Linked DNA regions of Mus musculus: region 1 is linked to region 2. The links are chromatin contacts, found by POLR2A ChIA-PET in ENCODE. All regions are on one chromosome and are shown on one strand. Each heading gives the region's core, a stretch centred on a gene start or an enhancer-like site at or near the end of the contact. The rest is flanking DNA. Distances are from core to core; before and after follow the strand shown. Region 1 holds the start of Ccdc39 (coiled-coil domain containing 39). Region 2 holds the start of Ttc14 (tetratricopeptide repeat domain 14).

Region 1 (5,314 bases), core at 2,165-4,664, 44 kb before region 2:
GGTCAACTCTGGAGGCTTCCAGAGCACGGTCTCCTTAATCATGTTCACCAACACAGCAAACACATTATCCAGAAGAAATAAGTGCAGTTCATACAAATTAATTAAAGGTTAAAAGTCATAGCACTGGCTAGGCAGAGTAGTGCACATCTGTAATTCCATCACTTGGAGGCTGAGACAGGATCACCGTGAGTTCATGCCATAGTGAGTTTACATCTTAAATAACAATAAGAAGAAATAGCATTGTGGATGAATAGGAACAAAATATATTGTATAGAATTCTAAAAAATTAATATAAGGAAGAAACTATAAAACTAAATTCAGCAAGGTAACAGTAGGATTAGCTAAGTTAGAATTCACTGTGGTATTATCTATCATCAAAAGCAACATTCTGGTGGGTACGTAGCATGGGAGTAGAGGAATATCTAACCCGTGAGAAGCATTGGGTATGTCCCCTGCTCAGAAACCTTTTCAAAAGCCAGTGTTCTTTTCCCTATACCATTTATCTGTGGAAAGCATGTGTGCAGGTACAGACATTCACAATTTAAACATGGATATAAATAAAACTCAATACTAACTATGTATAAATAGTCTAATGTCTGGTAAGTTATTGTTGTTTGATTTTTTGGTTTTTCCTTTGTAAAGCTGGTAAAATGAACAAAGCAGTGTGTTAGCTTTTGTCTACAGATCCCAACATGGGACTGGCAGAAAGTTGCTGAGGACCAGAACAGCAGCACATGGTCAAGACTGTACAGTAAAGACTGGAGTGGGCCAGGTTTTGACACTGGGCTGCCATCACACCAACGAGTCAGAGAAATACTTACAGGCCCTGCAAGAGTTCAACGGAAAAAAGAACTGCACAGTCAGTCAGCTGTTACATCGCTGGGCTACACGTCTGTTACTGATAATTGTCGATAGTCTAAATATAACAAATATTTGCATATACACCACCTATCCAAATAGACACATGTAGAGTTTACTATAGATAAAAAAAGAGAAAGAAGTCAACTGTTCTTTCTAAAGAAGGAAAGAATCAAATGACCTTCCCGCATTGCAGATATATAAAGTACTTGGCTGGGTTGTATTTGAAGGCCTCTTTCAGCTCTGGTATGCTGTGAAACCTGACTCTTCAAGAATCTAAAAGAGAAAACCCCTGAGATATGTCTTCACTTGTGACAGGAGAAAAGAAAATCCAGTTAACAAGACCAAAGAGACAGTGGTTGACAAGTGCCCCAGGAGCAAGTGACTGCAGTGACTGCTCTGTGGGTGTGCAGAGCCAGGAGGAGGTACCTGCCTGAAGGCTCCCATCCCAGGGGGTAGCAAAGGAGGTCCAGCAGTGGAGCACTGCCTAACACAGCTCAGTCCTGTTAGGTCATGCTAATCACCAGGAACAAACCATTCTGTGCTCTTTATCTCAGCTAAACAAACTTCACGGTTGTTTATTGTGTCCTGCACACAGGTTGTTTATTGTGTATCAATCTGTGTTAGGAGAGATTGTGGGGAGGAGGGAGGAAGTTGGAGAATTTCTGGTGTATATTTTCTCTATACTAGCTTTGGATGCTGGTCTTTAAGCTGCCACCTCTGCAGAACTAGAAGGTTGTAGGGTTAATCATGTGAGGTGTCCTAGAGCTGCCTTTAGCTATGCTTCCTTTTGGGGGAACAGGGTACACATTATAACAGCTGGCCCACAGAGCTAGCCATGATACCCTGCATCATCTCCTTCTTGTCCCTGACTCTTGCTGTAGATAATTGAGATGCTACAATTACTGCCTTTAGCCCCTGACACCAGAAGTCCTGTAGGGGATGCCTCTAGAGAGGCCATAGGGCAATGGCAAGAGCCAGCTGTTGGAGCTGTACTGCTGTGCTGGTTGGGTGCCTGGCCTGCCACAATTGGGCTTGGGTTGAACCTGGCAAAGATTCATAGCAATCAGAAAGAATTTAAGAAGTGAATTAACTTTTCAAATACCAGTGCATACTATTCTCCCTGGCTTAGTGTGTGGAACACACACAACTCAGCAACTGGCACTGGGAAGGCAGTTGGGATATTATGTTTGTCAGCTCACCTTTTGGATGGGCCGTAGGTAGGAGTGTTGTGCTGTGAGCATCTTGCTGTGGATGCCGTTCTGCTCTTATGTTAAAGCTGACTGACTTGATCAGAACTTCGATGGTGTAGAGTTGGAAACCCAGAGCCAAATTATCTTGAGCTATCTTTAGTCTCCTTAATAGCCAGCCGTTCATTGCCCATTTGACCAGGTAATGCTTGTTGGGCTGTACTAACTTAGCAAACCACTAGCTTTCACCAACCCCAAAGCTATGAATGTCACCAGATAGTATTTGAAACCTATGGATAGCACTGACTTCCCAACTATGCTGTTGTTGGGAAGAAGCAAAGGAAACTTACTCCAGGCAGTACCATTTCGTTTTCAGACTCCATTTAATCATAGGGATAAAGTAAATTCAAGGTCCCAGATCCCAGGGAAGCCAGGGGCTTCCCCATAGCTGAACATCTTCTGTTGTAAACGGTTGAGTCTAGACATCTCAGGCACAACTTCTCTGTCTTGCTGGCAGGGTTAAACAAGTTCATATGCTCCTGCCAGCGTCTTTGTCCCCTTATCACTCTTAGCTCTGGACCTAATGTCTTGGAGAATGAATTAAGGACCTTGAAGCCAGGTGCTCTGTACAGGCTCAGTCTCCCAACAGGTACTCCCATGTTTAACACATAATGTCAAAATACAATTGGATAACGCTGCAGTTCCCACCAGCTCCCCACTTTGAATTGTGTTACCATCCTATAACAATGCTGTATAATCTCCCACCCCGTACGTGGTTCAGATCCCAAACTGGCTGCCTCCCTGAGCACTCAGAAAATAAAGCCTTAATTTTTAAATTTCCATCTCTAAAGTGAGTTTTCTCAGCTTCCATCTCAAACCCAATACTAACAGTCTTTGGTGATGTTTTCATCAATGCATTGGAAAAATGCCTTGATTTATTGCTTCCTTTTCTTCTGCAATTACAAAAACGTAGTGAAGCAAGTTTCCATGCGAGAACATGCTATTTGGGGCAGCCTGGATCTGTGTTCCCAGATCATGGTCCCTTATATATGACTTAAGAACAAATCTGAAGCCACTTTTGGGTATTATACTATCCCTCAATCTGGTGGTCGTCCATCCTGCTATCCTGTAGTCCACCATCCTGGCACCCCAGGAGCCTATGCCTTCCATCCCCGAACTTTGTGGTCCTCTGGAGCACCCGAGCTTCCAGATTTGCACGTTTTGGAAGTCCTGGGAGTGTATCTATCCGTGCAAAGAGAGCTGTGCCTCACAGACACAGGCAAGCAAATTCTACCGGCTGCAAAAAGGACAAGGGAATTCTCAAAGGAAGTTCCGCCTTCCAGCCTGAGTGCTTCCTGTTTGGTAACTAAGGGCGCCTGGCTGTTGCTAGGGCCGCGGAATACAGACGGTTAGGCTTGGCTGCGAGCTCCAGGGAACGGTTTTGGGTGGCTTGTCTGTGATTCCTTTGAGCCTCGTACGCCATGTGCAGTGAGTTCTTGTCAGAGCTGCACTGGGAAGATGGGTTCGCCATCCCCGTGGCCAATCAGGAGAACAAGATCCTGGAGGATCAGGTGAGGAGGACCGGGTGGGATTTAGGGGAGAGACGACCAGAGGGGAACAGCTGAGGAATGGTAAAAGGGCTGGTTGAACGCCGCCAGGACTGCCAATGGATGACCAGGTAAAGACTAGGTAAGGAGTGTAAATAGAGGATGCTGGGCTAGGTGGGTATCCAGTGGGAATCCGGGGGAGGGCCAGGGAAGACCAAGTCCCACGTACAGGTGCCGCGCTGCTCATTTGCACCTCTTGTGGCCTGACTTCATCACTTAGATCTGATACTCCGGCCTCCCCACTTTCTCTCCTGCTCCTATCAGTTACTACACATTTGAAAGTTTTATCGAAGCAACAATTTCTATTCAGGGCCATAAAACCCGAGTCTCACTCTTCCAGCTGTTTCAGGTGCCAGCTAGCAGGCCTTTCCCATCCAATTAAGGATCACAAATGCATTTTTGGTGTTTCCTAGTAACCACCATTTACACATGTGCACACACAAGACACATTCTTGCCAGCATTTGTGTTTCTGTGATGTTTAAAATCGCTTGAGGTGCTTTCAAGGAAAACATTTTAGTGAAGTATGCAATATAGAGTTTCAGAGTGAGAATCGAGGTGTCACAAGATGGTGAAATATTTCACATTGTTAGGACAAACCTGCACCAACTAAAATACATGCAGTTTAAGTCGTTTTTTTGTTTGTTTGTTTTTTGTTTTTTTAATTGCAACCGGCTCCACAAAGTTAATGCATCTTTAGCAGTCACCCAAAGTCCCACGAAATGGTACTAGGGTGTGGGGAAGAGGGAACCAAGAATTGAAGATTTGTGCAAATTGACAAGGTAGAAGAGAATATTTTCTGCCCTCTGAAAGTGAGCATAAAAGACTTTTGGGTAAATCTTCTGAGAAGACTGGAACGTTTGGAATGCTCTGCTCTGCTCTGCTCTGCTCTGCTCTGCTCTGCTCTGCTCTGCTCTGCTCTGCTCTACTCTACTCTGCTCTGCTTTGCTCTGCTCTCCCCTCTGGTTAGGATTGGGCATTTCCCCTTAAGGACCATCAATATTAGGACAGATAAAAGATCACTGCTGGTGCCCGAGTCATAGCCGCCAATTGAAGGTTTGGAGCCAGCCCACCAACCTGATGGGTGTCTTGTTGAACTAGAGATGAGATGGGCAGGAGACACTGTATAATTAATATATTATTACATTGTATAAGAGGTATTTAGGAGAGCGATCCTGCTGGCTCTACAGTTAGCATTTGAATTTAAGGTTCTTGTCCTGTAGTTTTTATGCTCCTCCTTTCATTACGTTACCCTTCTTTCTTTTCGGGGTATGTGTTTGTGATGTATGGTGGTGGATGTGACTAAATAGTGTACATGTGTGCGCATGTGTGCAGAGGCCAGAGATCAAGCCTAAGCGCCATCCCCCAGGCTCTACTTCTACCTTACTTTTTGAGGCAGGGTCAATCTTACTGGGATCTGGGGCTACCAGATTAGGCTAAGATGGCAGACTAGTGAAGTCCTCCCAGCTCTGTTTCCTTTATGCTGGCGTTACAAGAACATGTCACATGGCTGGCTTTTTTTCCGTGGATGTTTGCAGAGAAATGTAGTTCCTTCCCTCCCCCTCTTTCCTCCTCTCTTCCTCCCTTTCTCTTCCTCCCCCCTCCTTTTTGTCAACACAAGCTGGAATCATCTGAGAGGAGGGAACTTCAACTGAGAAAAT
Region 2 (5,656 bases), core at 1,753-4,252:
TTCAGAAGTGATCACACCTAGTTTAATGCCAGCCATGTGTGGAGGAAGAGATGAGCTATACAGAGATACTGCAAGCTTTTCATGGTATCTGTCAATATCCTTGATTCCAGCTTTGAAGAAGAAAAAAGGAACAAACAATAAAAAAGTGAAAACAAAAATAAACTTTTCAAACCCTACCTCTATTAAACTACATTTTCAACATTAATTTGAAAATTTTAATTAGTATGTTGAAGTTGATCACCTCGAATTATGTCACCAGTTTGATAATATGATAAAGGATCTCCATGGTTACTGTGAGAAGGCACATCTCTTAAGGGACAAAGAGCCTGCAAGGAGAAGTATTTGAAAACACCACACATTTGACTCTGGCAAGAACAGTATCTCGTATCTTAGTTATTCATTATGAATGGTAATACTGCACATTAACAATGATAAGTCTAAGTCTAACACTATTTCCTTTTTAAGAATCCATAATTATACATATTTACAGGGTACAATTATATAGTGTTTACAGGGTAGCAAATCAATACACATATACCATTATCCTATTGGTATAATTAGTAATAGACAGATACCATTTCTTTGGGTTTAGTCTTCAGATTCTTTTCTGGTCATAGACTAGCCACCCTCCTGTGCTCCAGAACACCTCATCCTAATCCAGCTGCAGTTACCTACTTTCCTTCAGTCCTCTCCCCCTTTTCTGACTCTGGCCACTCTAGTCTACTGTCTTTTTCAGTATTCACAATGTGAACATGTGATATCTGTCTTTCTGTGTTTGCCTTATTTCATCAGAGACAGGGTCTTTCAGGCCATCCAGCATACTTTCATTCTTTTTGATGGCTTTAAACAACTGTTAACAGACATGTCAGTGACTTAAATTTAAGAATTTTTTTTTGTTACATTTTGTGTCCAACCACAATAAAACTTGTTTTTTAGCTTTAAGAACCAAGATACAGTGGTGGCACACTCCTTTAATCCCAGCACTCGGGAGGCAGAGGCAGGCGGATTTCTGAGTTCCAGGACAGCCAGGGCTACACAGAGAAACCCTGTCTCAAAAAACCAAAACCAAACAAACAAACAAAACCCCAAAAAACCAAAACCAAACCAACAACAACAACAACAAAAAAAACCCAAAAACCAAGACACAAAAGCTATTAGCATTTTAAATGAGGTGTGCACCCTCCTGTTGTATATGTCTTCTCTTCACATGGTGAGACAGAGAGCCGACATGAACAGTGTTGGGGTGAAGCACTCCAAACGGAGGCAAGCACGTTATTACAGCGAGAGAGAGAGAGAGAATGTTATATGTTTAATATGATAGGAAGGACTTGCTAGATTACTTACATACGAACATCTAATGTGCAATTATTAAGCATATGTTTAACCACAAGATATCTGTTCAGAATACCAATGAACATCATCACAACCACTAATCTCTATGATGTCAAAAAGGAGACTGACCTGCAAACAGAGTTCTCCAAACCTTGAAACACCCACAATGGAGGAAACGTAACACTCTAGTACTTGTTTTTTTTTGATAGGGATTCACTATAGAGATCAGGCTGGCCTTGAACCCACCTCTGTTCAGCCCACCTCTGCCTCCTGAGAACTAGGGTTAAAGGCATGTACTGTCAATGTCCAGCTCTCTAAGGCTTTTGGTAAGAACAACTACTGTTTTTTTTTTTTTTTTTCAGCTTATCTTTAACCCTCCCCCCCCAATATCCTACCAGGTAAATGTAAACAGACTTGGATAAGCACATAATTTTTGCATGGGATGAGTGTAGAGTGACTTACTGTGATTTCTAAGTGCGAAATATCTCTCACGATGCCACTTCCTAAACAGATCAACACCATGAAAAAACCAAACTCCCGAATAGAGCTAATTCTTCCAATCACTATATCACCACGTTCAATATCTCGGAAGAAGAGCTCTCTCCGGTCCATGCTTGGCATCTCCATGAACTGCTCTAAGGGTGGCATGACCGCATAAAGATCTGGAATAAAATAAAACCAAATCACCACGATCATTCTGACTTCCTTCTCCTTTGATAAAATGCTTTAAACTAACCAGTAAATCTTGAAAAGCTTCTCAGACTAAACTTACTGTCATTGTCGTCATGCACTTCAGAGGGTGGAGATGCGTCTGATTTCCAAGACAGTGCAAAAAGCAGATCCGCTTTTTTAGAGATGAATTTTTGTATTTCAATGTTGTCAACTCTCTTCTCTTTCCTTAAAAGAAAGGTGACTATATACATGTACATATATATATATATATATATATATATATATATATATATTTTTTTTTTTTTTTTTCACTGATCCACGCTCTCATACATCCAAACTCGTGTACGGCAGTTTTCATCACCCAACCCTGCTTAGTGTCTCCAGGGGAAGTTTTATTTATTTTAGCTTTTCAGTATGCATTTATTTAGTGCTGTGATGTGGCGTCCATGTGCCACCGTGTGCAACTGGGGGATCATAGGACAAGGCTGGGATTGGTTCTCGCCTACCCTTGCGAAGCCTGGGAATCGGTCAGGTCAGGCCGCTCGATGGAAAGTGACTTTACCCACTGAGTTCCGGAAGAAGTTTTAAGCCCGTTCTCTCTGGAAACGGGAGCAGGGAAGCTTTGGCGGCGGCTCGGAAGGCGCATCCCGGCCATTCAGCCCGGAGCCAGTGCCTGGTCACACACCCCGGGGCTCGGTCCCTCCTGTCCGCCCCGCGCCCCGGCCCGGGTCACGGCCCCGATACCTGCCGGCTCCCGGAGGAGGCGCCGCGCCGCGGGCTGGCTCGGCCGCCGTGCCCAGCAGGCTCCGGAAGTGCGGGTTGTCCTGCTGTTCACTCCGCAGCAGCGACAGCAGGGCCGGGCCGTGGCAGCCCAGCGACTGCCGCAGCAAGTCGCGGTCCATGGCGAGCCCGCCAGGCTCCGGCGTCCGAGCCCGCGCTCCCGCAAGCCGAGGGAAGCTGCCCGGACGCGCTAACCTCCCGGAAGCGCTCGCGGCGGCGAGCTGCCTCAGTCTCGCGAGACCTGGCGGGACTACGGGAACCCGCAGGAAGCGCGAAGCGGGTCTGGCGCCGAGGGCGGAGTAAGGCTGGAGGTGTGACGTGTGGGGACGCCTGAGCTTAGCACGTACGTCGGGCTGTGTGGTTCCTAGGTCGCCAAGGCCAGAGCTCCGGTCTCTTTTTCACCGGGTGCTGCCGAGTTCAGCGGTGCAAGGGTGGCTGGGCGGCCGCGGAGGAAGTTTCCTCAGTCCTGTCTGCCCGGGGCGGCGCCCGCGTCCCCTCAGGATTGCCTCAAGGTGGCGGTCGCAGGAAAGCTGCCTGCTAGACCGACGTGGGGCAGACAGACAAGGACCTACAGTTGACTTGGCGGCGGCTGGAGGCGTGTCCACCTTGTTTCTCGCTGCCTTTTAGAGGGATGTGGCTGTCACCAGCCCGGAGAGCTTTAAAGCGCAGCGCGCATGCTCTGTTCTGGCGTGGCTTTGTAGGAGTTTTAGGATAAGCTGCCTACTACTAGGGTGATATCTGTGGGCTGCCTGGTACACACTGGTACCGAGTGCTTTAGGTGGCTTACTTAAAACTGGCCAGCGTTTGCTGGCTACACTTCAGTGCTAGCTCTACACCGAGTGTAACCCATAACCCCACACAACTTTGTTCTACACCTGGGCACCACACCCATACCATCAGGGCTTTTGTTTGTTTGTTTGTTTTTTGTTTGTTTTTTTGTTTGTTTTGTTTGTTTGTTTGTTTTCCAGTTACAGGGGTTTCGAATTCATTTTCTTTCGTGACAAATACGTGATTTTTGAAAGGGACAGGACACTGGATAGTTGACCAGACCAGAGGGGGTACAATGGAAAGTGAGGGAGTTGGTTAGTGCTTGGGTTTTCAGCATGCTAGCCAAGGATTCTCTCTACCACTGAGCTACAACCCCACCTACATTTTTTTTAACTTAAAAACTCTCCAAGAAACTTTAAAGAAATATGAATAGTTTAATGAACTGTTGGGAGGGGGTGGTACAGGGTACGAAAATGGTGAAGGAAATGAAGAAAGCAGAATATTCCAAACAGATTTTCACTGCTTGGTTTCTAACCCTACTTTTACTGTGATTTCAAATTTCATCTTAAAAGTAAACACATAAGCCGGGCGTGGTGGTGCACGCCTTTAATCCCAGCACTTGGGAGGCAGAGGCAGGTGGATTTCTGAGTTCCAGGCCAGCCTGGTCTACAGAGTGAGTTCCAGGATAGCCAGGGCTACACGGAGAAACCCTGTCTCGAAAAACCAACCAACCAACCAAACAAACAAACAAAAACCAAAAAACAAACAAAAAATAGTAAACACATATGTATATCCTGTAACAAACACTAGACTCTAAAGATGAAAATACGCCCTGGCTCGGAGTGACTCTGTTTGTTTGTGGAAGACAGATAAGAATAAAGGCATAAAGCTATAACACTGAAGGTTAATGTGGCTACCTAAGGTGTGGCCTCAGATCTTTTTTTTTTCTAAATTAGGTATTTTCCTCATTTACATTTCCAATGCTATCCCAAAAGTCCCTCATACCCTCCCCCCCCACTCCCCTCCCCCCCACTCCCCCTTTTTGGCTCTGGCGTTCCCTTGTACTGGGGCATATAAAGTTTGCAAGTCCAATGGGCCTCTCTTTCCAGTGATGGCCAACTAGGCCATCTTTTGATACATATGCAGCTAGAGTCAAGAGCTCCGGGGTACTGGTTAGTTCATATTGTTGTTCCACCTATAGGGTTGCAGATCCCTTTAGCTCCTTGGCTACTTTCTCTAGCTCCTCCATTGGGGGCCCTGTGATCCATCCAATAGCTGACTGAGATCATCCCTTCTGTGTTTGCTAGGCCCCAGCATAGTCTCACAAGAGACAGCTATATCAGGGTCCTTTTAGCAAAATCTTGCTAGTGTATGCAATGGTGTCAGCATTTGGAGGCTGATTATGGGATGGATCCCCGAATAGGGCAGTCTCTAGATGGTCCATCCTTTCTTCTCAGCTCCAAACTTTGTCTCTGTAACTCCTTCCATGGGTGTTTTGTTCCCAATTTTAAGAAGGGGCAAAGTATCCACACTTTGGTCTTCGTTCTTCTTGAGTTTCATGTGTTTAGCAAATTGTATCTTATATCTTGGGTATTCTAAGTTTCTGGGCTAATATCCACTTATCTTTGAGTACATATCATGTGAGTTCTTTTGTGATTGGGTTACCTCACTCAGGATGATGCCCTCGAGGTCCAACCATTTGCCTAGGAATTTCATAAATTCATTCTTTTTAATAGCCGAGTAGTACTCCATTATAACAAAAAACCTAGGATAGCAAAAACTCTTCTCAAGGATAAAAGAACCTCTGGTGGAATCACCATGCCTGACCTAAAGCTTTACTACAGAGCAATTGTGATAAAAACTGCATGGTACTGGTATAGTGACAGAAAAGTAGACCAATGGAATAGAATTGAAGACCCAGAAATGAACCCACACACCTATGGTCACTTGATCTTCCACAAGGGAGCTAAAACCATCCAATGGAAAAAAGACAGCATTTTCAACAAATGGTGCTGGCACAACTGGTGGTTATCATGTAGAAGAATGCGAATTGATCCATTCCTATCTCCTTGTATTAAGGTCAAATCTAAGTGGATCAAGGAGC

The links. ChIA-PET counts read pairs that join two places held with the same protein, here RNA polymerase II (POLR2A).
Region 1: POLR2A ChIA-PET joins it to region 2 with 38 read pairs in Patski. The contact joins the promoter of Ccdc39 here to the promoter of Ttc14 in region 2. POLR2A ChIA-PET finds 5 or more read pairs at or near these places in 3 of 5 experiments (Patski and embryonic stem cell).

Annotation. Positions count from the first base shown.
Region 1 is chr3:33,842,410-33,847,723 of GRCm38, reverse strand. It overlaps Ccdc39 (coiled-coil domain containing 39), which reads left to right and starts at 3,414. Exons shown (of 20, transcript NM_026222.2): 1 at 3,414-3,619. The coding sequence starts at 3,530.
Region 2 is chr3:33,797,529-33,803,184 of GRCm38, reverse strand. It overlaps Ttc14 (tetratricopeptide repeat domain 14), which reads right to left and starts at 3,002. Exons shown (of 12, transcript NM_027619.4): 1 at 2,749-3,002; 2 at 2,105-2,229; 3 at 1,795-1,994; 4 at 242-326; 5 at 1-110. The coding sequence starts at 2,906.